Regions from separate parts of the Mus musculus genome. Here all the other regions are linked to region 3. Evidence: chromatin loops called from intact Hi-C (ENCODE). Cell type or tissue: heart. All regions are shown on one strand. Region 1 holds the start of Zfp85 (zinc finger protein 85). Region 2 holds the start of Zfp953 (zinc finger protein 953). Region 3 holds the start of Zfp87 (zinc finger protein 87). Region 4 holds the start of Zfp874a (zinc finger protein 874a).

Evidence for each region. Hi-C counts contacts between places; a loop is a spot of excess contacts. Peaks named below come from ENCODE experiments on the same cell type or tissue, not always from the same donor. Only the 100,000 strongest peaks of a DNase experiment are listed, where the experiment ranks them.
Region 1: a loop joins it to region 3, with 2.6 times the contacts of the local background. A loop is called at or near these places in 2 of 42 quality-filtered maps.
Region 2: it touches region 3 in a loop (1.9-fold over the local background); 2 of 42 quality-filtered maps call a loop at or near these places.
Region 4: a loop joins it to region 3, with 5 times the contacts of the local background. A loop is called at or near these places in 5 of 42 quality-filtered maps.

What each region holds. Positions count from the first base shown.
Region 1 is chr13:67,750,932-67,758,931 of GRCm38, reverse strand. Zfp85 (zinc finger protein 85) reads left to right here and starts at 3,730. Exons shown (of 4, transcript NM_001001130.3): 1 at 3,730-3,869; 2 at 6,418-6,544; 3 at 7,227-7,322. The coding sequence starts at 3,864. Zfp85os (zinc finger protein 85, opposite strand) reads right to left here. Exons shown (of 3, transcript NR_027969.1): 2 at 5,738-5,944; 3 at 2,094-4,353. In heart, no CTCF peak of the experiment used is centred here; a DNase peak (open chromatin) is centred at 3,901; H3K4me3 peaks cover 1,476 bases; H3K27ac peaks cover 965 bases.
Region 2 is chr13:67,356,665-67,364,664 of GRCm38, reverse strand. It overlaps Zfp953 (zinc finger protein 953), which reads left to right and starts at 4,093. Exons shown (of 4, transcript NM_001038651.3): 1 at 4,093-4,161. The coding sequence starts at 4,156. It overlaps Zfp456 (zinc finger protein 456), which reads left to right. Exons shown (of 4, transcript NM_001001186.3): 4 at 1-1,081. Gm17039 (predicted gene 17039) reads right to left here and starts at 4,000. Exons shown (of 2, transcript NR_167764.1): 1 at 3,602-4,000; 2 at 1-3,493. In heart, a CTCF peak has its summit at 4,484; a DNase peak (open chromatin) is centred at 4,034; H3K4me3 peaks cover 1,444 bases; H3K27ac peaks cover 1,021 bases.
Region 3 is chr13:67,522,782-67,530,781 of GRCm38, reverse strand. It overlaps Zfp87 (zinc finger protein 87), which reads left to right and starts at 4,551. Exons shown (of 4, transcript NM_133228.3): 1 at 4,551-4,705. The coding sequence starts at 4,700. In heart, no CTCF peak of the experiment used is centred here; a DNase peak (open chromatin) is centred at 4,581; H3K4me3 peaks cover 1,930 bases; H3K27ac peaks cover 1,291 bases.
Region 4 is chr13:67,447,188-67,455,187 of GRCm38, reverse strand. Zfp874a (zinc finger protein 874a) reads left to right here and starts at 3,564. Exons shown (of 4, transcript NM_177712.4): 1 at 3,564-3,676; 2 at 5,712-5,838; 3 at 6,272-6,367. The coding sequence starts at 3,671. In heart, no CTCF peak of the experiment used is centred here; a DNase peak (open chromatin) is centred at 3,547; H3K4me3 peaks cover 1,600 bases; H3K27ac peaks cover 1,320 bases.

The DNA.
Region 1 (8,000 bases), 230 kb before region 3:
AAACATTCTCACGCAGAAATAACAGAACACTGATGCACATAAAAATAATAATTAAAAGTGTCCAGAGTCTTTACAAAGTCAGACACTTTAACATTCAGAGTCTTTAAAACCCTAAAATCTTTAAATATTTATTCTCTCAACTATGAGCTCCTATAAAATAAAAAAGTAAGTTAAATATGTTTCTTCCTTCAAGAGGGAAGAACCAGGGGCACAGTCACAGTCCTAACAAAGCAAAACCAAACTCCAAAAGTGTAAATAAGTTAATGTCTGATTATCTGGTATTCATTTACAATCTGCAAAAGCTTTATGACACTTCTCAGGCTCCTCCTTTTGCAGCACACACAATTTGTTTCCTAGGCTCAGACAGCTCCACTCCACACCTGCAGCCGTCCTTGGCAGTCGTCCCATAGTATTGGCACTTTGAAACTTCTGGTGCTGTCTGCTGCAACTGAGCTGCACTTTCACCAATAGTATCTCCTTGCCTGTCTTCATGATGTCAAGCCTCAACTTCTCTTCATGACCCCTTCAATCTGAGACTTCAACAGCTACTAAGACTGCACGTTCTCCAATGGCTCTCCTGGCTTCTCACAGTGCCAAGCCTCAGCTGTTCTGCATGGCCTCTTCATGGCTGTAAGACCAGTACCACTTGGGTGACTCTTAAATTACCAAGTGAGGCTGCCAAGCTGTGGTCACAATTTCTGTGTGCTGACTTTCTGGAAGCACTAGATTTCACCTCCATGATGCTGGTCTCTTCTTAATCACTGCTAATTTCTCAGCTCCAGCTAACCAACATTAATTGTCTCAGAAAAACAAAGGTTTTATTTTATCGGTTCTGGTCTCTTGTTAATCACAGGTGATTCTTCAGCTCCAATGGACCTGACGCCACAGGTTCTTAGTGGCCTGGTAGAGTCTTTGTTTCCCTCTGGAATTTCACAAGCCATTATTCTGTAAACTATACTGCTTCCAACATTCTTATCTTCAAATCTCAGAACAGCTCACTGAGCTCTGAATACTCAAGGGCTCTTCTAGGACAAGGTTTCAAAGTCCTTACACACTCCCCCCAACCCCCAGCAATATGGCCGTATCTGTCACAGCAGTACTCTACAGTCCTGGTAGCAACTTCTGTCCTAGGGTTAAAGTTTCTGCGGTGAAGCACTATGTCCAAAAGCAAGTTGGGGAAGAAAGGGTTTATTTGGCTAAAAATTCCATATCACTGTTCATGATCAAAGGAGTCAGGATAGGAACCTCAAGGTTGGAGTAGATGCAGAAGCCATGGAGGAGTGCTCCTGACTGGCTTGCTCAGCATGGCTTACTCAGCCTGTTTTCATATAGAACATGGGACCACTAGCCCAGGGATGACAGCATCTATAAGGATACACCCTCAGAGTTAATCACTAAAACAATGCTCTGCAGCTGGATCTTATGGAGACATTTTCTCAAGGTCCCTTCCTTTTGAGTTAACGTAAGACTAGCCAGCACAGGAGACACCAGACTGTTTGGACTGCTGGGTCTCCCTCCTCCTTAGCTGAAATTCTGTGTTTTTAAGCAAGGCTCCTCTGTTTAGTTATCCAGTCAATGACTCAGAGGCTGAATAAAATCCTAAGAAAGATTCCTAGACTCTCTCTGTTCTGGGCCCTGTGGGGGAGGAGTAGATTCCCCTGTCTTATAGTCCCCACATTGAACCATTCCAGGACCATCAGTGTCTGAAGGGATCCAGCATCTACAGTCCCAAGAATCACTTGGACCTACCTCATCTTCACATAGGAGCGGGATGGATTCTGTCCTGCTTTAACCGAGTCCCACCCCAGTCATCTCCCCTCTTGTGAAAGGATTGTTCGACCCTGAAGGGGGACATAACCCACAGGTTAAAACTCATTGTTTTATAGGATTTGAGAAGACGGTGTGGTCCAGATGAAAGGTGTATCTTCCCAGCTCAAGGTTGGGATCAAAGTCATGTGCCTCCCTATCTCAAAAGACTGGACTAGAAGCGAAACCACTGACTTCAAACCAAGCAGAAAAATCCCTCACAGGGTATCCTCCATTTCCGGAATCCAGTTAATTCCAGAAAGTAGTCAAGTGTCAAGAATAGCAATCACGGGGACAAGAGGGTTTATTTGGTTTACATATCCTGGACTACTGTCCATTGGAGAAAGCCAAGACAGAACCTCAAACAGGGCAGGAATCTGGAAGCAGGAGCAGATGCAAGGCCATGGAGAGGTGTTGCTTACTCAGCCTGATTCTTAGAGAACCCAGGACCCCAGCCCAAGGTTGGCACCACCCACAACATCCTAGGCCCTCCTACATCTATTACTTATTGTGAAGATGAAATGCCCTACAGGCTTGCCCACAGCCCAACCATATAGAGGCTTTTTCTCACTGAGGCTTCCTCCTCTGATGACTTTAGCTTGTGTCAAATTGATATAAAACCCAGCACAATTTCTTTCTGGTGATGAAACAAAAAAAGAACAATCTGATCTTCCCACTCTCTCATCCAAGAAGTAATCTCATTGTGAATCAGTGACCATGGCACGAAAACAAACTCTTTCCTCTCGTGGGGTTTATCGTTGGGTCTCAGATGTTACCAGTACAGGAATACATACACACGAGATAGGGAGTCCCATCACTCCGTGGTGTCAGTCCAGCCCCTTTCTTGCAATGAGTTCATTCTGTATGATCAGGAACATATTTCTGATACCTTTGTATTAAAGGAAGATTCATTCCTGTGTTATGAGATGAGGGAATAGAGTGAACTTCAAGCAAAAAACAAAACAAAACAAAAGAACCTTTAAGTACTTCCACATGAATGGGAGTAATGTAAGGAGTCCAGAAAGAGACTGGAAGTTGAATAGGGCAGATCCGAAGTAATACAGAGAGAAATCTTATGATGAGTGTTGGATAGTGGGTCAGGAGTCAGTTCACACACCATACTGATTCCAAGACCAGTTTTCCTCTAACTGGGAGAGGAGCCAGGAAGAACATTTGGTGGTGAATAGTTGTATGAGATTGTGAAAGAGAATCTGGTGAAGCTCTCTCAAATGTTAAATTGTTTACACGGATATCGGAGGAACGTGTGGACAAGGGGACTAAGGACAGATGAAAATCTCAAAGGGTTTCTGGGACTTATAGGTAAGAGACATCTGTGTTCCCTAGTCCACGCCCCAAACCGTGGATTTCAGTGTACACATCAAATCTGTTCGGTTATTTTTTTTTCCTCTTTGATTTAGTGTCATAATGGGTATTAAACCAAGGCCTCCTTCACTCCAGGCAAGTGCTTCACCAGTGAGTAGCCCCCATCTCTTTTGGTACTGTGTAATTTGGGACATAGACTTGTGATTCTTCTGTCTCAAACCCCAGAGTAGCTGAGATTTCAGAATATTTCCAGGAAACTTGGTTTCAAAAACTATCCTAAAGAGTTTGTGGTGTGCCCTAAAGTAGCTTCTTGCTCCGTTATTTTAAAGTAAAATTGACTCAATGTGATTTTTTTTCTGCCCCCCATAAGATTCTAGGAACCCCTGAGCTTTTTAAGTCACAGCATTGATCAGAGTAAGAAGTAAATCTAATACATATTACCGTTAAAGGCTGGACTCATATTCTCAAAATGCCCTTTGTAAATTTGGGATTTTTAAAAGCAGCCTAATTCCAGTTACATACAATCCATGCGCTTTAAATTCTTTGCCTTCTTTGGTTCCGGGTAGTCCTTCGCGTAGACTTCTGGGAAATGTAGTCTCTCTCTCTCTTTCTGTATGACCCCGCTAGACAGGACTCTGCTCTCTGTGCTTCCGGGTTCTTTTTACGTTTGTGATTCTCCAAACTCTGCGGTGTTCTCAAAGTTGGGACAGTGTGGCTTGTTCTTCGCGCTTAACATGAAGGTTGGTCCCGGGTGCAGCCTAGACTTGCAAATCCAGGAACTCTGCGGGTAGGCGGGTCCGGCGTGCAGGGAGCGGGGGAGGGCTGGGCAGGAGGCGGAGAGAAGCCCATTTGGATGTGCAGTGCAGATCTAGGCTTAGGGGTGGCTTGGCTGACCATGCCAGAGACAGGCTGTGATGAAAGCTCACACAGCACCTTGGCTGGGGAAGCTTGCTGTTACTAGCTTTCACATTGCTGTTGTCAGATCCCTCAGGAAATCTAGAGCAAGTGGGTTTTTCTGAGCCCTCCCATATTCTATGACAGGCCCAGGACTCTTGTTTTGAGTTCGTGTGGCTCATAGTTTCCAGGACAGTGAGTTCTGGCGGGGGAGTTTGGTGTATGGGATGTTCGTCCCGTTTTCTTTGTGATAAATTGTTTTCAGGGCGGCTCACTTTGGATAGGAATCACTCCTTTACCCACTGTGACAGAACCCTCACATTCACACACCTGTATGAGGCAAAAAAAAAAAAAAAAAAAAATTCTCATCGAGGGGGCACTCTGAGCTTTGTACCTTCCCAGCTATCACTGATCCTACAACACTGCAGAGTGGAAAATACTAGAGAATATTACCACATACAATTGCACCAGAGACTGCGATGTCAGAAATTTGGACTCCTTTTGTGAAAGGAGAGATAAGTTGCCCAGGTATTTGTATTGTGTGGAAAGATTGAGAGATGGGGTTGAAGAAATGTGGCTCACTAAAGGTCTTGTGATTGTATACAACAGTCTGCTCCCCATGGCATTTGTATACAGCCAGCTGCTCACCCCGTGCTTTGTATACAGCCTTTGCTCACTCTGTCCTTTGTGCTGTTTTTGCCACACTTCAGTCAAATTGATTTGTGTGCTGGAGACTGACTTACAGCATTCAAATCTATACCTAAGAAGCATGGGCTTTAAACTACATTATCATAATACCAGTATTTTCTATGTATTATCTAACTATAATTACAATAATATGGACACTTTCTAGTCAATGCCATTAATGTTCAGGAAACTAAGAACATGTCATTTTACATTTTATGGTGTGAAAAGTACATTTTCTTGTACCTTAGATCCCGTTTCTTAGAAGGTAGAGGTGATACAGCAAAATGCTTATATCACAGGTCACACATGCATGCATTTAATATATACATATACACATTTATATTTAATATATTTATCAAACAGACCTATTTAAAAGAAAATGTCAAATTTAAGGTTACGTGTGCTACCTAAGATTATCAAAAATAATTTATTTTTTAAATAGAGGCACTTGTTTCTCTAGCAAAGGAACATTGTTCAGCCCCCACCAGGCACACAGTGGTTCATAATTGTCTATAACTGCAGTTCCAGGGAACCAATAACATCTTCTGGTCTCCAGGGTAACCATGTGGTGCACCATCATACAAGATGGCAACAACATATGCACAAAAATAAAAATAAATGACTTAAAAAGTTAAACATCACGAGGCCTAGAGAGTTAGCTCTGGGGTTGAGAGCTCTTGTGGTTTTTGTCTAAGTTTGCATATAATATATAGTGTATAAGTTTCAGTAAGTATAAAATAATATGATTTCATGAGGTTTGGTATTCGTTTTCCTTATCTCGCCCTTCCTCTCCATCTGTATGGACCTCCTTTCTTCTTGCCAATTGAAACCCCCTCCAGGTTTATTCTACCCTTTCTCCATCTGTGTTGACCTCCCACCATTTTCCCAGTTGACCCCCCTTCCCCGTAGGTTTTCCCTTTCCCACTTCAGATCACCTGTGTCCTGCTACGCATTTCTCATGCCCCTCCCCACATGCTCCCTTTATACTTCCCTGATTTCCATGGTTACTTCATGCTATATTACTCACATCTGAAAATTTGGAGCTAGAAAGAACTGCTGCAGACTGCTCAGGGAACACCCGTGACTTTGCATTGTGCCGTCATCATCAGGAAATCTTTTGACAGGCTGCAGAAGGTCTTGCAAAGCAAGGAAAGTAGAGGCGCTACATTGGTTCACATGTATATGCACTTATGTGCAGCGTAGTCCAGTTGAGCCTCAGAACAGGGGGGATTGTCTGTGACAATATGAATGGGATTATTACTTCAGACCTGGAAAGGCAAGTAAAAGATGATCTTAGCCATAGAGAGACTCCAAAGAAATAAATCTCACAGAATTTGGAAATAACACAGGTGTCTCCAATGGGCCAGTGATCTGAGGGAGAGAGGCACAGGAAGTATTGGCCAGCGTGTGCACAATGGAGTCAGGTAGGAGTATGACACTTAGGGTACTATTGCACAGAATCGTGACTGTGTGTGACAGTCCTGTAGTGTGTATTTCAGAAGCCTGGAAGACAGGCTTTTAAGCAATTTAAATGTAAAATTATTTGTTTCAATAAGAATGTAACCAACATTACATACCAATTTAGAACCATTTCTAGCTCTCCCCTCACCTTGCACAAAAGGTGACTTTATGCTTGCTGACTTTGGTATTAACATCATTAATTGTTCTATTTGTGTAATTTATACTATTCATTTATTTCTATTTCAGGACCTTCTGTCATTCACAGATGTGGCCATTGATTTCTCTGCAGATGAGTGTGAATGTCTGGACTCTGCTCAGTGGAATTTGTATAAGGAAGTGATGTTGGAGAATTACAGCAACCTTGTGTTCCTGGGTGAGGATCACTTCCATTGTGAACTCTTTTTCACTGTCAGCATGGGACTGCTTGCCTGTCTTTGAAGAATAGTTCATGGGAGCTTGTGCTTTTAACTAGCTCCTCCCTCCCTCCCTCCCTCCCTCCCTTCCTTCCTTCCTTCTTTCTCCCTACTACTTTTGGTTTTTCAAGTCAGGGTATCTCTGTGTGCTACTGGCTTTCCTGGACTTGCTCTGTAGACCAGGCTGGCCTCAAACTCAGAAAGCTGCCTGTCCTCTGCTTCCTAAATGCTGGGATTAAAGGCACGCACCACCATTGCCTAGCTTGTTGATTGTTCCGTGTGGCCATTTTGAAAGCAAACTCTTGTTCACATAGCCAAGAAACTCATTTCTTTTTGTGTTTTTAACAGATTTATGTGCAAAGTATTCACCCGCAGAGGCAATGTTAGAAGCTGCCATGAAGCACAGGACACACGTATTAAAGAAAATGTCTGACCTGTTAGCTTTAATACTTTTTCTTATCATGAGGGTCAGGATCTGTAGGTTGTAAGTTACTCCTATGCATCCTGACTTTCCAGAAATAATTACACATAAAATTTCCCACAGTCCTTTATCATCTCTACATTTTTCTTCTATGCAGAGAACTTGATTCAAATGTTAATTTCCTGGAAAAGAGACAAGCCTCTTGTTCCTTTTCCAAACAGGTCTTGCTTTCTCTAAGCCATACCTGGTCACATTTCTGGAGCAGAGTTCAGATCCGTGGAGCATGAAGAGGAAAGAATCAGCGGCCATCCATCTAGGTGTGTAGGAATGAGTGAGCAGAGCTCACAAGTGACAAGTCAATTTGTAAAACATGTATTGAGAAGTTGTGTTTTGGTGGAAATCTCTTACTATCAAGGGGCTTTTCCTTCATGATGTTAACCCCGACAATCCTCTTCCTTCCCTCTGAGAAGCTTTGTATGTGTTTACAGTGGCTGACAAAGTCCGTTATTTACTTAACTTGTTTTCTTGTATCTGTGTGTGTGTCTTCTCATCTGTATACACATTTGCATGTGTGTGTGTGTTTGCCAGTGTGTGTACATACACATTCACATGTACACATGTGCCTGAGGAGGACCACAGTCGATGTCGAGACTCTTCTTTGACAGCACTTGTATGTTGTTCAGTGAGACAGGGTCTCTCAGTCAAACTTAGAGTTAGTCCTCGTCACGCCTGGAATGACAAGCTGACCACCATACCCACCCTACATTTACAAAGGTTCTGGTGTACAAACTCCAGTCTTCATGCTTGTGAGGCAGGCATGTTGACTGTGGAACCATCTCCATGGTCCCTGTCCTTTTATTTTTCCTGGGAGGGTCTAGATTATAACAGACCTTACTTTCTCTGACTCAGAAAATGTGTACACCATTCTAACAGCCTTAGTAACACATTAACACCTCAGATGAGCATCTCTAACTCCATTTACATGCTCCTTAGCC
Region 2 (8,000 bases), 170 kb after region 3:
TATATGTATACAAAGGATTCCTTCTAAAAAACTGTCCATTGTGCGGGGGTACAGGGAAAAACCAAACAACAACAAAAAATCAACCAAACAAAACACAACCCTTTGTTATACATCTCATGTGATGTGAGTGCAGCCTTTTGACCTTTAAAACTCTACCCCCACTCCCTTCCCTATTAAGATCCTTTCTGAGTGGAAGCCCAAGCTTTCTCACGAATACCCTTATTGGCTTATTAATAAGGAAAAGTTGTAACTCTCACATGGGCTATTTCATTTGCCAGTTCTGAAGTCAAGATAGAATTCTCATTTGATGAATAGTGGCTGTTCATTTATACCCTCAGCTGGTACCAACTGAGAAGCTTGCTGTCTGCTGGCTACCTTTCATATTGGTGGCACAATCTAGGTATGCTACCATCGAAGTACCTGAATAAACAGTCTTACCCAGCAGTGAACACAGGGAGTAGAATAAATGGTCAGGCAAATTGAAGTGCCAGTGGAGCAATAGGGACAGCAAAGTTATGGGAGTGACCAATTATTTTCTGGTTGAATTTAAAGCTCATTCCATGGACAGTAACTAATAACTGGTGATGTTAATCAGATGATAAAAAGGAGTATTGGTGAAGGTGTAGCCTCATTGGTAGTTGAAAGCCCAGGATTGAAGAGGTCATGCAAAAGAGTTGATGCATGTCACCATGAGGAGAGCCTATGAGAGGTGATTGGTGAAATTACAGCCTAGTTGCAATGGAAAACCCCAGTGCATTGAAGATGCCAGTACCATAGGATAATCTCCAACAAGTGAAGTACAAATGGAGTGGAACCAGCCAGAGCTTAAAGGGCTACAGAGCACAGAGCTGGAGAATTGAAACTATTCCTTTGGAGGAGTCCTGATTGTGGATCCCAAATGTTGTAGACTTTGAACTTTGCTTTTAAACACTGTTGAGATGGTGATAGACTGTGGAGAGTTTTCAAGATGGACAAAATGCATTCTCCATTGTGTTATAATCAGAGGCTTATGGGCACCAGGACCTGAAATGTGATATTTTGTAAACGTTTTTTTCTCCCATAAACTCATATCTTTGAATGCTAATAGGAAATGGGGCCTTATTGGAGTCGGTATGGAGTTTTAGAGGAAGTGTGTCACTGTAGAGACAGGCTTCCAGGTCATTCATGTGTGTGTGTGTGTGTGTGTGTGTGTGTGTGTGTGTGTGTGTGTGTGTGTATGTGTGTGTGTGTCTTCACGTATCACTACCTATCTCCAATGTGGGACATAAGCTGCTTCTGGCTGACTTTGGATCAAGATGTAGAAGTCTCAGCTTCCTCTCAGGCACCATGTCAGCCTGCATGCTGCCATGCTTCCCACCATGATTATAATGGAGTAAACCTCTGAAACTTCAAGCCAGCCAAAATGGTAGACATGGGGTTCTTGAGAACTGCACTAGGAAGGGCTCTATTTCAGTGGGCTTTTGCTGGTGAAAGTATCTATCTTTTAAAATGGCAATTGGTAGGTGTTTAACAATTTGTGTTATGTTTAAACAGTTAAAAAAACAATATTCCTTTCAAATATCATTGTTTTCTAAACATGAAGCCTTGGTTTTACTTCTTATTGTTATTGTACTTGTTCCAGACAGGGTTTCTGCATTGATATTCTTGAAATTCACTCTATAAATTGCCATCCTCCAACTGAGAGATCCAGCTCTCTCTGACCCCTGTCTAGTCAAAATAGGTGGATGTACCACCATCGGCAGCATAAATTTTCAATTATACATTTTATTTCACTTTACTAGAAATTTGTTTCCGTGTGTGTCTGTCTGTGTGCCTATCTTTTCTACAACTGATGCCTGATGATGTGAAAAGAAGATATCTGATCCTCTAGAACTAATGCTTATATGTGCTTGAAAGCCATTACAAGTGTGTTAGAAGACAAACTCATCTTTTATAAGACAGTAATTACTCTCAACTATTGAACAATCTCTTTAGTTTGTAAGCAAAGATTTTAAAGTGATTTTGTCAAACATGGCACCTATTGGAGAATGTTTCAAAGGGAGAAAACTAAATGGTCAGGATGTTAAAAAATGACAGTAGAAAATAAACTTAAAATGGTGAACTTGGTCTAAACAAACATATTAGGCCTGAATATCTGGTTCCATTAGATGTTTTGATAAGTATGCCTGGGTCCCTAATATTCTGCTGAATTAGGCTCTTCTTTGATCACATGTTCAGGTTGTGACTACACTATGGTAGCTCCTCCTCCTATTGAATCACACAATTACAATGCAAAGAAATGGAGACTGCAGAAGACTTGTAAATGGATGCTGCAACTTCAAGGATGGGCACATCTCACGTGAATGACGACCCTCTAAGGTAGGTGTGCATGTAGCAGACACAAACATAGATGTACACATATACATGTGTAATATAACCAATTTAAGGTTACGCCTTACAAATAAACTCAATTCGGATTAGGGTTATTTCATTTGGCTTTGACAATTACTGAGCTGCAACCCTTAATCTACTCTTCTAACTGCTGTCCTGGCTGCCTTCCCAGTGGAAGTTGCAGTTTCTCCTGGCCACATGCTCATGGTCCGTCTGCTCCAGGGCAGCTTCGTCCTTTTTTTCCCATTCCTCCTCCTTGTCCTGGTGTCTCTTCCTTCTCTCTCTTCTCCACCTCCTACCAGCTAACTCAAAACTCACCTGCCTCAAATCCCTCCAGTAATTGGCTGTAGCCAATTTGATTTATCCAGTAGTTTTAAATCAAGGAACAAGGTTTACACAACAGAACCTTGTAAATGTGAGAAGTCAGTAGAGAGTCTAGACCTTTGAGTAGAGAATTTAGCATAACAAAACATAGCAACACACCGAACCTCAACACATACACATATTAGAAAACTTGCTATGCTCAGAAATTCTGTCCTTGTGGTTGCTGACAATGCCTTCCACTGCAATATTCAGGAGGAGGACAGACCACTCATGACCTCATTCTAAACAGACATGCCAATCAAGTGTCCAGGTGAATGTACTGCTTCTTGACTCTAGTTTCTCTAAATCGAGGAAGGTGTTCTGCATCCATAGGTAAACACACTCCCTGACAAAGAACTCAATAGGGACTCTGCACAGTCTTTGCTCTGAAACAGCTTCCTTTTGAATCATAATATATCAGGGAAGTATGAAGCCTTTTCTGCAATGGGGTTTGTAACTTTGACTCAAGCTTGAACTTCACAGGAATAAACCTTCCCAAGAAGAGATGGGAATTCTCAATATTGTATGTTTCCAGTGTAACTTCTTTAATATACCGACCTCATTTGGCAATGCTATGAACATATTTCTGATACCTTTGTATTCAAGAAGGAATTATCTCGGTGTTCTGCTTCGGAGAAATAACGGAAGTTCAAGGCGGATACCACTGATGTTCAAATATTGCCAAATATGAACGATGACAGGCTCACATGAGAGACGGAGAATTCAATACGGAACATCAAACCTAACACAGGCAGAAATCCTATAATACAAAATGGACCAAGAGTTAGGACATACACCACTGCGATCCCAGGAGCTCTGCTCCTCCTCTTGGGAGAGATGCAGAGGAAAGCAAGTGCTCAGAAAATACCTGATGGTTGCTGGCTTTGAATTCTAAGTCTTTTGTCTTAAGCACCTGATATGCTGCGTAGCAGGCAGGGTCACCAAGGATGGTTTCAAGAGCACCTTAAATTAGCTCTTGCTTCCATATTTTTAAGTAAAGCAAGTCATGAAAGTGCGAGTTTTCCATGTGGTAGTAAGATAGTTTAAAATCACGGTGTTCTAGCAGAAATAACTAAGAAACCTGATAAACATCACTGTGAAAGGGTCGACTCACAGGCTAACATTGCGTGCTGGGACCACAGAACTTTAAATGAATCCAAATGCCCTGTGACTGCCCAAGTGCAGAAGACTGTTTCTTCCCAACTTCAAGGAATCACAGTCAGGATACCAGCAGGTGAACAACCCAGTTCTGTGGGTTCATGGAAGTTCTTCGCACTGATTTGTGGGAAATGTAGTCCGGATGCCTGTGACGTCATCAGAAGGCTGGCCGTTGCTATCAAACTTCCGCATTTGATTTTCAAACTTAACTTCTCCCCAGAGTTAGGCGTCTGTCCTGTTGAAACCTTCGTTTGGATCTCTGACATGGAGGTTGGTGCAGGGAACACCGCAACCTTGCAGATCTGAGGGACTGTGCAGGGTGGCGTATCGGGCACGGAAGGAGCTTATCTGGGCTTGTTATGAGACAGGGCAAGCTGCTGACCTGGAGATGTTGTGCTGACCTAGGCTAGGGAAGAAAGTTGGAAACAACAGGATGGCAAGGGCAGGCTGGGTCTGCTGACTGCTTATTTCTGAGATGCTGAAAGGAGCGCACTCATCTTTACTGGGGAAATATGCTCTGCCTAGCTGACCCGTTCTCACGTGGCTGTAGTCAGATTCTCAGGAGATTTAGAACACTTGGACATCTAGCGCCTCCTATACTCTGTGTTCTATCTAGTACTGGAGTTTGACTTCACAAATCTTCCTAAAGTTCCTAGTGCCAGGGACAAAGAGTCCCGTGAGGGTGATTGTTGTGTGGAATGTTAGTTCCTTTTCCTTTGGAATAAAGTGTTAGATTTATGGATGCCTCGGGTTGAATAAGAACTCAGGATGTATAATCCTGTACCTGAATCACCACAATACATGGCTGTATAGCCACAGAGTAGTCCTGTAATTGATATGAACCAGTGTTTGCACAATCCAAATAATTATGAATTTTGCCCTTCTGCTAAAAAAAAAAAACACTAGACAATAATACTCAACAATTCTTAGTATGTGTTCTGTCCAAAATTTGGACTCCTTCTCAGATATGAGAGATGACTTGGTGAGATGAGAGAAATGGAACTCATGATCTCTGGAAGGGACTGGAATGTCTCTGAAAGAGAAAGGAGATGGCCCTCCTCTGGTCACATGATTTTCTTCTGTCTGTTCACATTATCAGAAATATCTAAATTCTCTTAAATGCACTCTGTCCCTGTATCTGGCACCCAGCTTTACTGCTGCTCACTGGACATTTCTAGAATGATTTCCTCATGTTTTCCTGTGGTTGTAAGAAAAATTCAGAAAGCTCTGGCACACTTGGGGTCTTATAATTTTCACATAGGTTCCTGTCCATGCAAAATGCAGTTCTCCTCTTAAAGGGTTAAGAGACAGTTTAGTCAGCCTTTTGAGTGGCCATTATCTGAGAATACAGACTTAGGTTAATCCAAATTCTGTGCTTCAACACAAGGCAGTTTCATGGTTTTACAGAACAGAGAATGTCATTAACCAAGGAAAATTTAAAATACATTGGTGTGTGTCTCATAGAGTCATCGGAGATATTCTATTTACCTAAGATACCATCTGATGAGGTTTTAGCTTTTGGACTGATAGAATTTCATGTTCTGCCTTGTCAGTGGATTCTGAGAGGTTTTTTATCTATTGTCACAAGCTGTGTGGTCCACTATAGAGTGAGGTAATGACTGTCCCTGAAGAGAAAACCAACCCAAGGTAAGACAGCTAACCCTGAACCTGCAGAATTCCAGGCTCTGCCCCTCCGTGAACTTCCACATGGGCCACCAGTGTCTGCACACAAAGACTCCTTGTAAGAGTTTTGCATTCACAGAGTACACACAGGTTTTTGTGTGTGTGTGTGTGTGTGTGTGTGTGTGTGTGTGTGTGTGTGTGTTTTGCAGGGTTTCTCCTCCACAGCTCCTATCACTATTTTCAGTGATCTTGCTTATATTGTCACTCCTCAGTCCAATTGAGTGTTAGTGAGCCGGAGCCTGGCTTATGGCATTGAAGTCTACTCCCAGAAAGCATGGGCTTCAGACAACCTTGTTCTACTAATGGGATTTTCAATGAGTTTCTTGCCATATCTAGAGTAATAGATATTTCCTAATAAATGTTGCTAAACTGTAGGAAAATTATGAGTATATGAAGTTGGAATCTTGTGCTGCCTTGTACATCAAAACATGTTCCTTACAATGTAGAGAGGGTACAGCCGCATGCTATATATAACTTCCAGGTACCAAATATTCATATATATTTTAAATTAAACAGCTCTATGGCAGATAAGTGAACTTAAGCCTAGTCTGTAACTCATTTCTGACAGCTCTGCTTTTTGAGGAGGAGTCAGGAATCCTGGGGTTCAAAATCACCCTCTCCTTCATAGTCAATTCATTGTGAGCCTAGGCTATTTGAGACACGTGGTTTAAAAAGAATATTAAAACGTAGGGTTTTTTTTTTAATGTGGTAATTACTTCTTCTGGTTGGTCTCAGTTCTGAGCACCAGTGACCTGACAGAAATCCATCCAATTCACTTCTTCTAATTATGACAACTTACAAATGTGCTTTAAGAAGTTGTATCAGATATATTTGAAATCTTAAATCCAAATTCCACTAGCATCCTTCTGTTAATGACTAGTGTTTGGGGATTAGAAACTTGTTTCCACTGACTGTGTGGGAAAGGATTCCCCTCTTTGCCTGGCTTGAGTATTCCTCTGTATTTGCAGGGAATGGTAGTTTTGTTTGCATACTCTTCACGATTATTTTCTGACATGACCTCGTGGTGACTTCTGCTGAATTCACATGAATCTTTTGAGAACAGCACTACTGCTGTTCTACAGATAGAATATGACAGCTTATCTACCACTGTCCTTCGCATCTGAAACTGCTACCATCCAGGCAGTAAACTGTCAAGGTGGGCATCCTTCCTCTTCCTCAGGGAGGAGTCCAGTCTCCTATGCTGTGCAGTGCCTCCCTTCTCCTTGCAGGCTCTTTTCATTTCATCCGAATCTACTCTGACTGATGATACGAATGAAGGACTCAGTGATTTAAACAGACTGACTATGTTGGTCTTTTGTTGAGCCCATATCCTTTCCTTGTCCTACAATACTTCCACTAACTCTTCTATGAGACTCCCCAAGCCCCTTCTAATAATTTGGTTGTAGGTCACTGCATCTGTTTCAGTCAGATGCTTGGTTGATCCTCTCAGAGGACATTTAACGGAAACCCCTGCCTGCAATACTAACAGAGTACTATTAATTGTGTTAGTCATTGGTTCTTGTCTGTGGGAAGGGTCTCAAGTTGGATTAATCAAGGGTTGGCCACTCCCTCAGTCTCTGCTCCATCTTTTTCCTTGCACTTCCTGTAGGTAGGATGAATTTGGGGTCAGTTTTTCTCCTTGGATCTGTGTCCTTATCTCTCCAATGGGGGTCCTGCCTGACTACAGTAGGAAGCCACATTAGGCTCCATATTCCCCACTGCTAGAAACTCAGCTAGAGTAACCCTCATAGACTCCTTGAAGCCTCTTGCATCCCTGGTCTCAGACTTGTCCCAAAGATCCCCCTTCCCCTGCCCACCATCGAATTCCATTCACTCTACTGGCCCTCTCTCCCAGGCTCTCTCTCCACCTGATCCCCATTACCCATACCCCTGCCTATCCCCTTCCCCACCCACCTCCTCCCCTCCATCCACTCCCGATGACTTTTATTTCCCCTTCTGAGTGAGATCCGAGCATCCTCCCTTAGGCCCTCCTTGTTATTTAGCTTCTTTAGGTCTCTGGAATATAGCTTAGTTATCCTGTACTTTATGGCTAATACTCACTTATAAGTGAGTACATACCATGCATGTCCTTTAGGGTCTTGGTTACCTCATTCAGGATAATGTTTTGTAGTTCCATCCATTTGCTTGCAAATTTCATGATGTCCTCGTTTTTAATAGCCGAGTAGTATTCCATTCGTCCATTGTGGTATATCTGATTGTTTGCAGTTTCTGCCTGTTGTGAATAAAGCTGCTATGAACACAGTTGAGCAAGGGTCCTTGTGGTGTGCAGGAAGATCTATTGGGTATATGCCCTGGGTCTTGAGGTAGAACTATTTCCAGTTATTTGAGAAAGTGCCAAATTGATTTCTGTAGTGGTTGTACAGGTTAGCAAACCCACCAGCAGTGGAGGAGGGTTCTCCTTGATC
Region 3 (8,000 bases):
AAATTTGTTCACTGGGCACAATTTGGATTAAATTTTGTAGAATCCTGCACATTCCTGTCCAGTGTGGTCACGTAAAGACCATCTTCTAAGTTGAGGCACTGTAACAAATATAAGGTGTATTGCCAGAACTAGTTACCAGGACACCTCACAGAGGAGTCAAATTTCTGGGAATGACTGGTTCCTTAACTTGGGTTTTATTGCTGTGAAGAGACACCATGACCAAGGCAACTCTTATAATGGCAAAGATGTTCAAAGATTCAGTACATTATCATCGTGGTGGGAAGCATGCCAGAAATTTGTTTCCTCTGTGGTTCTAGTTCTCATCAAGTGAACAGTCATGCACTCTGTGCTATTTAGTTTGAAAGTCACACTAAAACAGGGATGGCCACATCAGCTTCAGTTTGCCCTAGATTTCCTCAGTGATTAACTATTACCTGGGAATGCTAAGATGAAACAGACCTTTTTCTCTCGTGTTGGGTCATGGTGTTTATCTCAGCTATAGAAAGCAAAGCAATACAGAAACTTTAGTATGCAACGGACCCTGTTGTAAATTAAAAATTGGATGGAGCCTAACACAAGCTTCCATTGCTCCCTTCATTGCTACAGGGAATGCAATGTGAGCAATATTTTCTGCTCTATTTTTTTAAAAAAGATTTATTTTACATATGTGAGTACACTGACACTTTCTGCAGACACACCAGAAGAGGGCATTGTATCCCACTGCAGATGATTGTGAACTGCCATGTGGTTGCTGGGAATTGAACTCAGGACCTCTGGAAGAGTAGTTAAGTGGTTCTTAACTACTGAGCCATCTCTCCAACCCCATTTTCTGCTCTTGCCATCTATGCTTTCCTCATACTGGAAGGCTGTGTCCTCAAGTTATGCTCCAAAAGGAATAAACTTGTCCTAAATATACTTTAGTAAGATACTTTATCACAGAAACAAGGAAAGCAAAATATGAGAGAAGTTGATTCCTAGAAGGTAGGGCATTGAGCAGGTAGGTAGGCCATGAGCAGACCTTGAAGTAGTCTTCAGGATTTTGATCATTAACATTGACAATCTATAGAGCTCAGAAAGCATTACTTAGTGATACATTCATCTGGAAGTTTCAAAGATAGGACTGCCTTGAAAAAGATGGACATTGGCAGCTGACTAAAGAGGTTTCAGAAGGAAAAAAGGGATCTATCTGAAATTTCAGTCATGCTCATTGATATATTCAGGCAAGGAATCTGCATTCATTCTGCCCAAGTTTTGAATACTAAGTGAGGCTGAATTCAAAGGTGCGAGGCTGATTAGTTTGGCAGAGAAATTTCAATACAGAAAAGTCTTAGTAGGCCATCACATGGCTCTCACTTCACTCAAACGTCTACAGTGAGAAGCAGCAAAAAGCTAAGAAGAAAAGTATGAAAATGTGCTGGTGGGCTGTTTCAGTGAGTTTTTGCTTCACCGCTTTGTGCTCCTGGCAGATCACATGTGCGCACCCCACCCCTACCCCCACCCACCCACACACACTAGCTTATTTTTAACATGCCTTACTAGCTCAGTGGCTGGGCACTAGCCTCCCATGGCTAGCATGCTCTTCCCTCTGGTACTCCTGGCTCAACACCTTCTAAATCTACTTGTGGGCCTGGGTGCCAGAGTTTTTTCACGGAGATCTCTGTCCAGGCCGGGTGGAAAGGTTCCAGCAAAGGGAATCTAATGCAGGCAGGAAGACGAAGTCTGCCGTGCCTTCCAGGTCACTGTGTAACTCTGAGCTCCTCTGAACTGAGTCAGGTCAGGCTAGGCCAACAGTCCAGTGAGGAGTGCGGCGGGTGGCTCTTCAAGGTCTCTAAGTGTTACAGCTCTTGGAACAAAAGACTCAGACAAAGGAATAGTTCTCGTGTACCTTTAATTCTCTGCATGGGTTTACATACAGTTCTGGGGGTGATTCAGGGTTTGACAGCACGTACCTCTCATTGGCTTGGACTGAGAGTTTGGGGGAAACCTTATTTACATGTGGGAAGGCTTGGTGCTGTTCCTGCGTGGCTGATAGCCATGCCTCCCCTGTGGGGGCTGTGCGGGCAGTAACTTTAACAGGAACCAGGGGTCCAGGAGACATGGTCGAACCCTACCGTCCCATGTAGGTGGGAATTACCACCCATCGGGTTCTCCGGAGAAACCAGGCTATGTGTGCGTAGCCTGTTGCCCCCACATCTACTTTTAACTTTGCTGCCCCGTTTCCTCCTGTGAAGCCCATTGGTCTTTGCTGCCCAACATGATTCTGGGCAGCCCTTCCAGAGGCCACTTTCCCTTTTCTCCTACATTTCGGATGATCTTCAGGCTGTAGCTCTAAATCTGTTCCTTCTGTCTTCCTGGGGTCTTAGTGATTCTGCCCCATTCCTCTCGGCATCCTACCCACAGAATTCTAAGTGTCCCGCCCTGTGCCCAGCCATTGGCCATTGACATCTTTGATAGATCAAAAACCAGCTGGGGACAAGGACCCTCAGCATCTGGACACGCAGATTCAAAGCTTTAGAACCAATGTCCAACAGTGCGCAGGATGAATTTGAGTGCTTGTGTGGCACTTCCTTTTGAACCCGAAGTTTCACTCCTAAAAGGAGGCTCATTAAGACTCAGGAAATGAGCAAGCGCTGATAGGCATCTTGAATTACGAGATATTTACAAAATCCACAGGTCTGCCCCGCCCAGGTTATACATGAGGTAAAGAGTATAGGTGAGGAGTCTCCCTCCCCTGTGGAGCTGCCTGCAAGTCAGTGCTGCAGAGATGCAGCTATCCTGAGTTCTTTCCTAAGATCAGTAGGTGTCTTCCTGCTGCTGTTATCTTTCATTCATCATGTTCAAACTACAGAAAAGGCCATTTGAAATTCTAGGTAATTATTGAAAGAATGGCTCTAAACGGGGAACCCTAATTCTCCATATTGAGGCAACAGGAAAGGTGCCCTAAGCCTAGACCCCCGTCCATGAAAGACTCTATTCTTCCAAAAGTGTGAATTCATCTGAAAGGAGAAAGTCCAGTGGGAAAATAGCATTTAAGGAGAGCTTGACCTCTGTTTACTTTTTTTTCCCCATGGTCTCCCTTGAGCTTGTTATTTCTCTAAGGTCTCAAGGACAGGCACCTGGAGTTCTGCAGTTCCTCAGCAGGAGTGTTGGTTTTTAGAGACACAAAGGCAGGGAGGATGTCTCCTCAGAATGTCCTCATTAAGGGGGAGTTTTATGGGTAGTGCCATTCTAATGCTAGAGGTGGGGGGAGGGAGTTTCAGGCTGCTGCAGGAGGACACAGCACAGAAACCAGCTGTCTGTGTAGCATACTTGTCTAGGGCTAGAGGGAAGATGGGAGCTTCTGGCCAGGGGGGTGGGGGGTGGGAGCAAAAAATGCAGAGACAAACTGTGCACAACACTAAAGTATCTCTCTAGTATCAGCAATTCGGAGGTTACAACACATGCTTAATCACTGCAAGGAGAACTAAGTAGGAAAAGAGAAGTTGAGTTCTCCACAGTGATAAAAATACCATGGATAGTGGTAGCACATGCCTTTAATCCCCGCACTTGGGAAGCAGAATCAGGGGGATCTTTGAGTCCAATGCAAGCCTGGTCTACAGAGCAAGATACCCCATGCCTAATGCAGAGAGAAATTCTACAATGGATGATGGACCAGAAGTCCGTACAATGCTAAGAACTGTGCCCTCCTTGGGAGAGAAGCAGAAGAGATACTCACAGGCTCAGAGACCACCTGCTGTTAAACACTTCTCTGTTTGTGGTGAACCAGGGAGACGTGGGTGATGTTCTGGTATAGTTCTCATAAAATTAAAGTTCTTATGCAGATTAATGAATGAAAGTGTAAGCAAGGGACAAATGGAGAGATCAAGGATCCACCAATGGATTCTGGAAAGTCTTCACATGTAAATGTGAGGGTAGTACTTATAACCTCGTTCAGAGATTTTTTTTTTTTAACGTCTATGTCTCTGACCTACCTCCTTCACTGTATGGATTCCAGTGCTCACAGGAAAGTGTTTTTGTTTGTTTTCCCAGCTGTGGAGTCTAATGCATGTATGCTCACAGGCTTGTCAGCACACATGGAAAAATGGAGTATGTACAAGTTGAGCATTAAATTAAGTCTTCCTTCATTCTAGGCACGTAGTCTACCCCCTTTGCTAGTTTTGTACTTTGTATTTTGAGACAAGGTCTCTGTAAAGTGCCTAGAACGCTTTGGATTTGTAATCCTTTCATTTTAAACACCGAAGTTGATGTCAAAAAGCATCTCTAAGTAATAGCACTCACTCCACTTTAGCCTCTTGTTTCCTTATTTTAAAGTACAATTAAATGATTGTCAACTTTTGGTGCAGGTTCCAATTTTATAATTAGTAGACGAGTTTTTAAACTACAGTTTGACCAGATACAACTAATAACCCCTCCTATCAAAGCCTCAACGGATGTTCTAGCACGTCCGTTTTACAACCGGAACTTTTAAAGCAGCCTGACTGTGGGCTTTTGTCCCAGTGCTGACACCTCTCCTTTCTTTCCACCCTCCTCCGCTGTCAGTAGGGAGAACACAGAACTCTGGGAAATGTAGTCGTGCCCTCTGTGACGTCACAAGCAGCCGCTCTGCGAACCGCACTTCCGCATCCCGTCTGCAGACGTTTGTCTTCCCCTAAGTTAGCGGTGCTGTGTCCTGCTCCTCGCTCTCGATCGGATCTCTGACATGGAGGTTGGTCCAGGGAGCAGTGCAGCCTGAGGGAATGTGCAGGGGAGTGGTCCAGCTTGGAGGGAGCGGAGCCGAGGTGGACCAGAGGCAGGGAGAAGCCGAGTTGGTGATGCTGTGCTGCTGACCTAAGCTGGGCCAACTGAGCCTGGATGCAAATCTGGGTGGGGAGAGCAGTATGGGGGTGGCGCTGTGAGTGAAAGCTTTGTTAGGACGCGGCTGTATACGCTTCTGGGGTGGGAGAGCTGGCTCTGTAGCACAGAAATGTGGAATGGTGGAAGGTTCAGTATTGCCCCCCCGCAGGGTGGGCCGGCCCTCTCCTTGCGCCAGAGGTGTAAATGGGAGCCCACATTCCTGCTTGCCTTAGGAAGTCTGTTGGCTGTGATCACTTGGCCACTTGACTGTGGTCAGATTTCTCAGAACTTCTAGATCGAGTGGAGATCTGGCACCTCCTATTTATGGCCAGCCTAATATTCTTGGTTTGAGTTAATAGCTGCTCCTCGTTTCCAGGGACAGAGTTCTGCTAAGGAGGTTGGTGTATAGGATGTTAGTACCATTCTCTTTGGAATAAATTGTTAGGTTTTTTTTGGTGTGTTGTTTTGAATGAGAATATTTCATGGCCACCTCCGTGATCTATATCTTCACACTTAACACTCACATGTAGAGACAGTCTAATGTTCTAAAGGAGAAGGCTTATTCAGGATATTATTGATCCTACATTGTAGAGTAAAATACTAGAAAATACCGTATCCACTTATGTCAGAGATTGTGTAATGTCAGAAGCTTGGACTCCTTTTCTGAAACAAATGAGGGGGTGATGGGAGCAGAGAGATGGCCTGGAGATTATTAGTGACTTCGGGGAAAGGACTTGAGTGTCCCTGGGGAGGAGAAGTGACCTTGAATACCTAACAGTGTTTACGTTGCTCTTCAATTGTGAGCTTCTCTTCTATCTCTGGACACTGCACATCTAAACCTCCCTTAACAACTACTCTATCACTGCCCCGACTGTGGCACTCAGGTTCCCTGTTGCTCCCTGAACATTTGCCAGTTTATCCACGTCAGAAAGATTGAAAGGTGAATTTGAAGAGCTTTTGCTCAGTTAGGGTCCCTTGCCCATAATAGACTCCTTGGCCTGTCTCTTGTATAGTTTTGTAGTTCACAACACTTTAAGTCAAATCAAGTGTTTGTGTGGCATTAAAGCCTATTATTCATAAGGAACATGGGTTTTAAGCCACCTTCAGTATGAATATTTCTGTGGACTATGTAACTGTTATGTAAAAGACAGAGACTTCCTAGTTAATGTCACTGGCCTACAGGACAAGAACAGCATTGTGTTTTCCATTATCTAAAGTGGGAAGAGTACACTACCTTGTGAACCAAAAGTGGTTTCCTAAGAAGTAGGCATGAAGCAGAGGCATGCTGTCCTGTAACTTACAGACCTTTCCAGTATATATACTTTAAACACACCTGTGATTGAAAGAAACCAAACCAAACCAAAACTGAAGCCTCTTCTTGGAGCATCCTTGTTATCTCTGCATTGTGAAGTGAAGGCGGGGGATTAGGACTTCAAGGTCATCTTCCATATTATAGATTACTCAAGATGAACTTAAGCTAAGTACGATTCTGTGTAAAAATTATTAAAGGTTTTAAAAAACAGTTCATGGATACACTATTTCTGATGGCTTCTGTCACTTGGCTTAGTACCAGCCTGACAGAATTCCGTCTAACTGACATGGCTCACATTTAAAACATATACTTGAGAAGGTTTATTGACTGTATTTGATGTGTACTTTAAAAATCTCCTGCTCACATGCTTCTGTTAAAGGCGTTAAATTTTGGTGATCAGATAGATAGTCCTCTGCATTACTGTGTGTGTAGGGACTTTACGCTTTGTCTTGCTTGAAGATTCCTCCACATTTGCAGGGAATGTTTATTTTCTCTGATTGTTCATTTGTATTAGTTTCTGTTGGGACCTCTTGATGTGTCTTCTGGTTTTCCTGGAATTCTTCCCATTTGTGCTTCTTAAACATTCAGTCTGGGACTTGAGTCATTCATTCCCCATTTCCCTCTTTAATCCTTGACTGGTGCAGCCTCCATGATATACACTTCCCTCTTAGTCCTCACTGCACAGGTTCAGCTATGTGAGGGATGTTTCTTTACCTTTAGCCTGAACGGAATTCCAGTCCCACACACGGATAATGGCAACCGCATCCTCCACTGCCCTTCACAGGTGTGCCATCCAGCCACGAAACCAAACTGCTAAATTGAGACTTCTTCCTCCTCATTGGGGAGGAGTCTAATATTTCATGGTTTCCATTCCTGACCCCTTTCTTTTTATTTTTGTTTTTGTTTTTCTGAGTGACCATCTGAGGGAAGGAATTAATGGGTTTTTGGTTTGGTTTGGTTTGGTTTTTGGTTTTTTTTCTCATGTAGTAACCTTGTATTAGGCATGTCATTCTTGAAAAATGCTGAAGGGAAGTTATGCTGAGTGATGACATTCATTTCCTGGTGGTCGTTCTGATATATGTCAGAAGCTATGGAGAGAAGCAATAGAAAAAGAAATTTGAGTCTTGAGAAAGATATAAATAGGAGGTAAAAATATATTCAAGGAATAAGAATGAGAAGTACAGGTTTTCATCATTGTCTCCATTTCTGTTGTAAATATTTCTGTCAATGAGCCCTTCCATAGTTGTATTCAAATACAGTGGTGTATTGTGAGTTGAGACATTATGTGTGTCTAGAAGACTCTTTCAAAGACTATATTTAACTGTTCTCTTTTAGGTACATAAAATTTTTGTATGAAGGTTTATGTACATAAAAATCATGGGTAGGAGTTTGAGTCCCAACTGTTTACATGATCGACTGTACTTAATATTTCATTAGGAGCATGCATTAACAGTGTACTGAATATTTTAAACATATATAAATATACTTAGACATCTATCATATAGAATAAGGCATCTGACATTGATATTAGAAGTAATAGTCCAAATAAATTTACAGTCTGTGTTTCTCATGGAAATCTGACACATGGTCTGCCGTATCCTTTTCAGGATTCTAGTTCCATACTCGGAGTCGTAGTATTCCAGAATATGTTGACTAAAACCAAAAATGGTTGCTGTGTGACACACTTAATGTGGGTCAGTGTCAGTTGGAAGAGAAGCCTGAGGAGACACTGGTGAATGTATGCTCTAGTGAAGTTAGACAGGAGGAGGAAGCTAGTGGAACGGTAACCCAGAATGGTGGCTGTCGGTGACCCTAATGGAGTGCATTCCAGGTGCTGGATAACATGATTTCGGAC
Region 4 (8,000 bases), 76 kb after region 3:
TTCAACAACTGGCAGTTAGCATGTAGAAGAATGAAAATTGATCCATTTTTATCTCTTTGTACAAAGCTCAATTCTAAGTGGATCAAGGAACTCCACATAAAACCAGTGACACTGAAACTTATAGAGGAGAGGGAAAGCCTTGAAGATATGGGCAGAGGGGAAACATTCCTGAACAGAACAGCAATGGCTTGTGCTCTAAGATCAAGAATCAACAAATGGGACCTCATAAAATTGCAAAGCTTCTGTAAGGCAAAGGACACTGTCAATAAGACAAAATGGCAACCAACAGATCTGATAGGGGGGGCTAATATCCAATATATGTAAAGAACTCAAGAAGCTGGACTCCAGAAAACCAAATAACCCTATTTAAAAATGGGATACAGAGCTAAACAAAGAATTCTCAACTGAGGAATACTGAATGGCTGAGAAGCACCTAATAAAATGTTCAACATCCTTAATCATCAGGGAAATGCAAATCAAAACAACCCTGAGATTCCACCTCACACCAGTCAGAATGGCTAAGGGCAAAAACTCAGGTAACAGCAAATGCCGGCAAGGATGTGGAGAAAGAGGAACACTCCTCCATTGCTGGTGGGATTGCAAGCTGGTACCACTCTGGAAATCAGTTTGGCCTTTCCTCAGAAAATTGGACATAGTACTACCAGAAGATCTATCAATATCACTCCTGGGCATATACCCAGAAGATGCTCCAACATGTAATAAGGACACGTGCTCCACTATGCTCATAGCAACCATATTTATAGTAGACAGAATCTGGAAAGAACCCAGATGTCCCTCAATGGAGGAATGGATACAGAAAATGTGGTACATTTACACAATGGAGTACTACTCAGCTATTAAAAACAATGAATTCATGACATTCTTAGACAAGTGGATGGATCTGGAGGATATTATCTTAAGTGAGGTAACCCAATCACAAAAGAACACACATGATATGCACTCACTGATAAGTGAATATTAGCCCAGAAGCTCAGAATACCCAAGATACAATTTGCAAAACACATGAAACTCAAGAATAAGGAAGACCAAAGTGTGGATACTTCAATCCTCCTTAGAAGGGAGAACAAAATACCCATGGAAGGAGTTACAGACACAAAGTTTGGAGCAGAGACTGAAGGAATGAACATCCAGAAACTGCCCCACTTGGGGCATAAACAACTACCAAACCCAGACAGTATTGCAGATGCCAACAAGAGCTTGCTGACAGGAGCCTGATATAGCTGTCTCTTGAGAGGTTCTGCCAGTGCCCAACTAATACAGAAGTTGATGTTCACATTCATCCATTAGACGGAGCATAGGGTTCCCAATGAAGGAGCTAGAGAAAGTACCCAAAGAACTGAAGGGGTTTGCAGCCCCATAGGAGGAACAAAAATATGAACTAACCAGTATCAGCAGAGCTCTCTGAGACTAAACCACCAACCAATGAAAAAACATGGCAGGACTCATGGCTCTAGCTGCATATGTAGCAGAGGATGGCCTAGTCGGTCATCAATGGGAGGAGAGGCCCTTGGTCTTGTTCTGTGCCCCAGTATAGGAGAATGCCTGCGCTAGGAAGCGAGAGTGGGTGGGTTGGGGAGCAGGGGGAGGGGGAAGAGGATAGGGGATTTTTGGAGGGGAAACTAGGAAAGGGGATAGCATTTGAAATGTAAATAAAGAACATATCTAATAAAAAAGATTTATTTATTTATTATGTATACTTTACATGTATACTGCTTATGAGTACACTGTCACTGTCTTTAGACACACCAGAAGAGGGCATCCGACCTCATTACAGATGGTTGTAAGCCACCATGTAATTGCTGGGATTTGAACTCAGGACCTCCAGAAGAGCAGTCAGTGTTCTTAACCTCTGAGTCATTTCTCCAGCTCCCTCTCCCTTGTTTCTTGCCTGGGGATCCTAAAAGTCCTGCCTCTATCTCCCTTCCATCATTGGCCACTGTTAACTCTATTTCCCAACCAGAGCCAACTGGGGGCAGTGTTCCTTTAGCCTATGTGCAGGACACTGGAAACAGGTTTTTGAGTAACCTGATTAGCATGAGAACTCAAGCTGCTACAGTTTTCTCGTGGTTTGGTTGGATCAGGATAACTAGGGCTTGCTGTCTGTCATGGGGTAGCTGTGCTTTGGAGGTGTCACATTGGCCTGGTTCGTGTTGATTGTGTTGTTTCGAGGGCCTTTAGCCATCTAGATGCTTTTGCTCCATGGATGTTCTCATTGTAGCCGGATTGAGAGGAAGGTGAACCTGGATGGTCCTGGTGTGGCAGGCCTCTGATGGGCTGCCTTGGGCTGTATGGTTGCGAACCTGTGGTTCTGTATGCTTCAGGAGTCTCAGGTTTGATGAAGGTGGGCAGATATGTGGCAGGAGAATGGAGGACCTCTCGGATGGCGGGCTGCTCCAGCAGCTTGGCTTGCCCCAGAGGACTCAGATAGCAGGGAAGAAGGGTTGGGGAAGGGAACCTTACCTGTGGTTCAGGAGTCTGATGGAGGTGAAGGAGAGGTGGCAGGAGAGTGGAGGTTCCCTGGGTAGTAGGCTGCTCAGAGCAGCTTGGTTTGGCCCAGAAGGGATTCTGTTATTTCCAAGGAAAACTGCCAATATAACATACTATTTCCCTCTCTCCTCCTCCTTTTTTTTTGGGACAGTCCCAGTACAGGCCTCTGGCTCTCCTAGAACTAGAGTTTCTCCTGTCTCTGCCTCCCAAGTGATTGAAGGCATATCCATAACATCTGGCAAGTTCCTTTTGTCTATTTTTCTATTTTTTTTTTGCAAGCTTAAGTAACATTTTATAATATGTAGAATGAAGATTAAAATAAACATATTGATGAGCAACAACTTGTAAACTTAACAAACAAAACATGGAAAGGCTTGATTCACAAATATCTTCTGTGATGAATCTGGATATTTCTGGTTTTGTTGTTCTTTGTTTTGTTTTGAGACAGGGTTTCACTGTGTAGCCCTGGCAGGCCAGGGACTCACTGTAAACAAGGCAGCCTGGAACTCAGAGGTGCCTGAATTTGCTTGCAGTGAGCTGGGATTAAAGACACCGCAGGCTGTGAATCTTGAATGTCAAAAGCAGCCTGAGTCCCTGCTTTTGCTCTTTGTCCTCTGTGAGGAAACTTTATTGTGTGCCGGGCACCCGCTCTTAAATTACTAAAAGATAAGTTCCTGGCAACTTCCCTCCTCCAGAAAATTGTAAAACTCTTTTGAAATGATTAACGCATGGTCTGGTTTCTGCAAACTAGCTTATTGCCACTTAACTGGCAGTGAGGTGGTTCCTCAAATAGCTGTAAACTCCACGGAAATTAAGGAATTAAGAACTTTACAGTGAAAATCCGGAAAAGCGGCACCTTACATAAACATTCGGCTCGTTAGAACTGGACACAGTTCATGGTCTCCTTGTTTCCTAAGTAGGTGACACTACATTGCAGACACACATCAATGTAGAAATCCAGGACCTTTAAATAATACAACTCACTCTCCTAGGACTCCTGCAACGCCATCGCACAGACTTGTGGGAAATGTAGTCTGCAGCACGGTGACGTCACAGGTCTGCACTTTTAGTAAACAGTTCATCTTTTAGTAAGCATGTGCGGCTCTTATCCAAAGCTGGGCCAGACTCTGGTCCTGCTGTGCTCTCCCGTTGGATCTCTGACATGGAGGTTGGTCCAGGGTTCAGTCATCCCAGGGTCTGTGCGGGGTGCATAGTTCCGGAAGGAACAGGGACCGGATGGAATGGGAGCTGGGAAGAGCTGATTTGGAGGAGCTTTCTGGACAGGGCTGGTGAGAGGGCGCTGCGGGGGTTGGTGGGACTGACCCCTGCGTTAGACTGACAGAAATCAAGGAATGGAGAAGCTTGTAAGTTCAAGGATTGCCTGGGCAGTGTTGGCTGGGTGAAGGTCTTTGCCTGGGCATGGTGATTCTGGGCGTACACTTTCCAGCTTTCTGGTGGAAGCATTAGCTGGGTCACTCTCACGTGGATATTACTGGATCTGTCAGTAAGTTTAGTTAAGAGGAGATCTGGTCCTTTCTGTACTTTATGGCTGTCTGTCACGGAGTTCAAGACCACTGAAAAAAACTCCGAACAAAACTAGGAATTATGAGATAAAACCAGCCGGGCGGTGCTGGCGCACGCCTTTAATCCCAGAACTTGGGAAGCAGAGGCAGGCGGATTTCTGAGTTCGTGGCCAGCCTGATCTACAAAGTGAGTTCCAGGACGGCCAGGGCTACACAGAAAAACCCTGTCTCGAAAAACAAAACACAAAAACACACAGAGAAAGAGAGAGAGAGAGAGGGAGAGGGGGAGGGGGAGGGGGAGAGGGAGAGGAGAGAAGAGAGGAGAGAGAACCAAACAAAAAACAACCCAAACTGCTTTATTTAGAGCCACAATCTCCTTTGCCAGTTTGAGAACTGCTGCAAAAGGGAAGATAGGGGTTGGAATTTTTAAAGGCACACACCACAAGTATCTCAACTCTGGGGATTTTCTGCTATGTGGGTTTTTTTTTTTTTCTTTTTTTGGTTTTTTGTTTGCTGTTTGTTTTTGTTGCTGTGTTGTACAACAGCTTAGTTGGAAATGGAGCTAGCTTTTAACTATCACACATGCAATAACTCTTGTCTTGCTTTGAGGTGACAGAAATTGCTAGGTTCCAGGGTCAGAGTTTTGCGTACTGGAGATTGAGGTGTGTGATGTTTCCTCCACTTACCTGGAAATGAATTGTGAATTTACAGATGGTTCACTTGGATTAGGAATCTCTCGTGGAAAGTGTTTAATTCCTCACTTGAAATGACACAGATGTTTTCTGAAAGGATATTGAGCTGTTTCTCAGTGGAGGATGAACTAAAATCTCCCTAAGTAAAACAAGAGATAAAACTTTTGCCTCAGAGGTTGTAAGCCTGAGATCGAAAAACCTGTCACAAGGTGTTAACAAAGGACACCAGAGGTGCCCTCGTGTTAACACTGCACACACGCTGCCTGTTTCAGTTGGTCAAACTCTTTTGTAAATGTACAGTTCTGATTTATAGGTTTTGTGTACATATTGTCTGTCCAGAATGACTAACCTACTGTTGAACCAAACATCTATGTTCCCCAATAAATTCTCTGTGTTTCTGGATGTCATAGCCTCTTCAGTCTCTCCTAGCTGAGAGACTGTAAGTCTGGCCCTGCTGTGAAGAAGATTTTTTTTTTCCCTTCAACATCTCAGTGTTAGATCCTGGTTTTCAACATCATAACAAGAATGTCTACTGATCCTTACATTAACATCCCCATCGGAGGGCATAACAATGCCATCACAGGAGACTCTGAGAGTTGCATTGCCATAGCAAGCCTACATGTGGAGTGAAAAATAATAGAAACTACCAACTCTCCCTATTCCATCCAGGATGGTGATGTGAGTGTGTGAACCCCTTTCAGGATGGAGACATGAGCTGGTGTGAGGCCTGATGGCTTAGGGATTTTACTGATTTGGAGGGAGCATGAAGGTCTGTGAAGGGAACACAGCCCTGTACACCTGATTGGCGCACGGTGGGCTCCTCACCCTGTCCTTTGTGTGTGGTTTTGTGTTTTGCTGTTTTTCAGTCAAACCAAGGGTTTGTGACCTGGAGACTGGCTTATGACTCTGCAGTTTATTTGTATGTATTTTATTACTAGTGCTTTAAATTGATTAACAGTGTGATATCATTCACTTGTCCTTATTTCAGGAAATGCTGTCCTTCTGGGATGTGGCCATTGATTTTTCTCCAGAAGAGAAAGAATGCCTGGAGCCTGCTCAGTGGGATCTGTACAGGGATGTGATGCTGGAGAATTTCAGCCACCTTGATTTCCTGGGTGAGGATTGCATCTATCTTCTTCACCATCAGTGTCTAGCTTCCCCCTTTGATGCAATATCTCACTGAGTTTTCTATTATATCCTTCCTTTTAAGGAAATAGTGGGGAGACTGACCTATAGCTAAAAATCATCTTGCTTTCTCTTCTGTTTGTAACCTGTGTGTGTTGGAAGTATGTTTCCTTTACATGGGAATCATAGAAAGTTAATATAAATATTTTGCAATTGAATTTTTAATGTTTTCCCTTTAAATAAAGGTCAGTATAAGTGCCTCTTCAGTATTCCAATATACCAATCAGAAACATGTAAATAATTAATTTTTTTGATTTTCTAACTTCCATCATCTCTTTTCTTATAAGCAGTATTCTAGACGGAACCATACTAGTCCCAGTAGAAGAACACTCAAATAATGTTGTTCCTCTTTCCTACAAACAGGTCTTGCTGTTGCTAAACCATACTTGGTAACATTTCTGGAGCAAAACCAAGGATCTTCGGGTGTGAAAAGCCAAACATCAGCCACCATTCCTCCAGGTGTGTAGAAGTGAGTGGGTCAGATGATAGATGAGACATCCAAAGATACGAAGGAAAGCCAGGATTTACCATGAACATTGAGACATTTGTTATGGTAGAAATTATTTGTAAGGTATTGCTTTTAATTTCTTCTGCTATAATGAAAAGCCACTCAGATGTTTACAATGGTTAAGGTATCAAGTTTATAGTTCCTCTCTGGTAAGCTCTGCTTATATTTAAGGAACATGCAAAGTTCTTCATTTTGTTGAGTATACATTATAATGTAAGACATAGAGGGATGCCACCCAATGCTCGTCAGATAAAGTCACACTAAATCATTTACTTGCTGGCTATGAAGAACAGGCTGACCTAAAAAGAACTTTTCTTTTCTTTTCTTTTTTTTTTTTTTTTTGGTTTTTTGAGAAAGGGTTTCTCTGTGTAGCCCTGGATGTTCTAGAACTCAATCTGTAGACATGGCTGACCTCGAACTCAGAAATCCGCGTGCCTCTGCCTCCAGAATGCTGGGATTAAAGGTTGTGCCACCACTGTCCGGCAGAACTTCTCACCCTGAAGGGAGGCATTGGCCTTACTCTGTTTTGGCTTGGGTGAATTTTAATCACTGCTTCTATTTCCTTAGGGCATTTAGGTCTATTTAAATTATATATATGATCTTGACATAACTTCAGTGAGTGGTATCTATGAAGAAAATTATGCATTTATTTTGAATTTTCCAATTTTATGAAGTACCAGTGAAGTATGACCTAATAATTCTTTGGATTTCTTTGGAGTCTGGTGCTATGTCTTCCTTTTTTTTAAAATTCTTTTGATTTTGTTAGATCAGATGTTCTCTCTGTGTCTTTTCCTTAGTTTGGGTAAGAGTTTGTCCATCTTGTTGATTTTCTCAAAGTACCAACTCTTTGTTTCCTTGATTATTCCTGCCGTATATCGTCTTGGGTATGTTTGCTTCTTTCGTTCTAGGGCTTACAGATGTGCTGTTACGTTGGTAGTCAGAATGAGATCTCTCCAATGTTTTTATAAAGTCGTTTAGTGTGGTGTTCGTAGGACGACTTTACTTGTGACCCATTAATTTCCATATGTTAGGCATTCATTTTCATCCAAGTCTAGGAATTTCTTTCCATTTCTTTCTTACTTTCTGCCTTGACCCAGTAGCCATTCAGTAGAGAGTTTTCAGTTTCTGTGAGTTTGTAGGCTTTCAGTTGCTATTGAAATCTACCTCTAATCCATGGTGGTCCAATAGGATACAGGGAGGTATTTCAGTTTTATTATATCTTTTAAATCTTGCTTTGTAACTGGGTATATGGTCAATTTTGGAGAAGGTTCTGTGAGATGGTAAGAAGAAAGTATATTCTTTTATGTTTGGATGACATGTTCTTTTGTATATATTTTAGGTACATTTGATTCATAACATTTGTTGGCTCCATTTCTTCCCTGTTTTTGTCTGGATGACATGTCCATTGGTAAGAGTGGGGTACTGAAGTCTCCCACTATTAATATGTGAGGGTCAATGTGTGATTTAAGTTTCAGTATAGTTTCTTTTGCAACTATGGGTGCCCTTGCTATTGGGACAAAGATGTTGAGAACTGAGATGCTGTCCTGGTGGATTTTTCCCTCTGATGAGGATGAAGCATCCTTC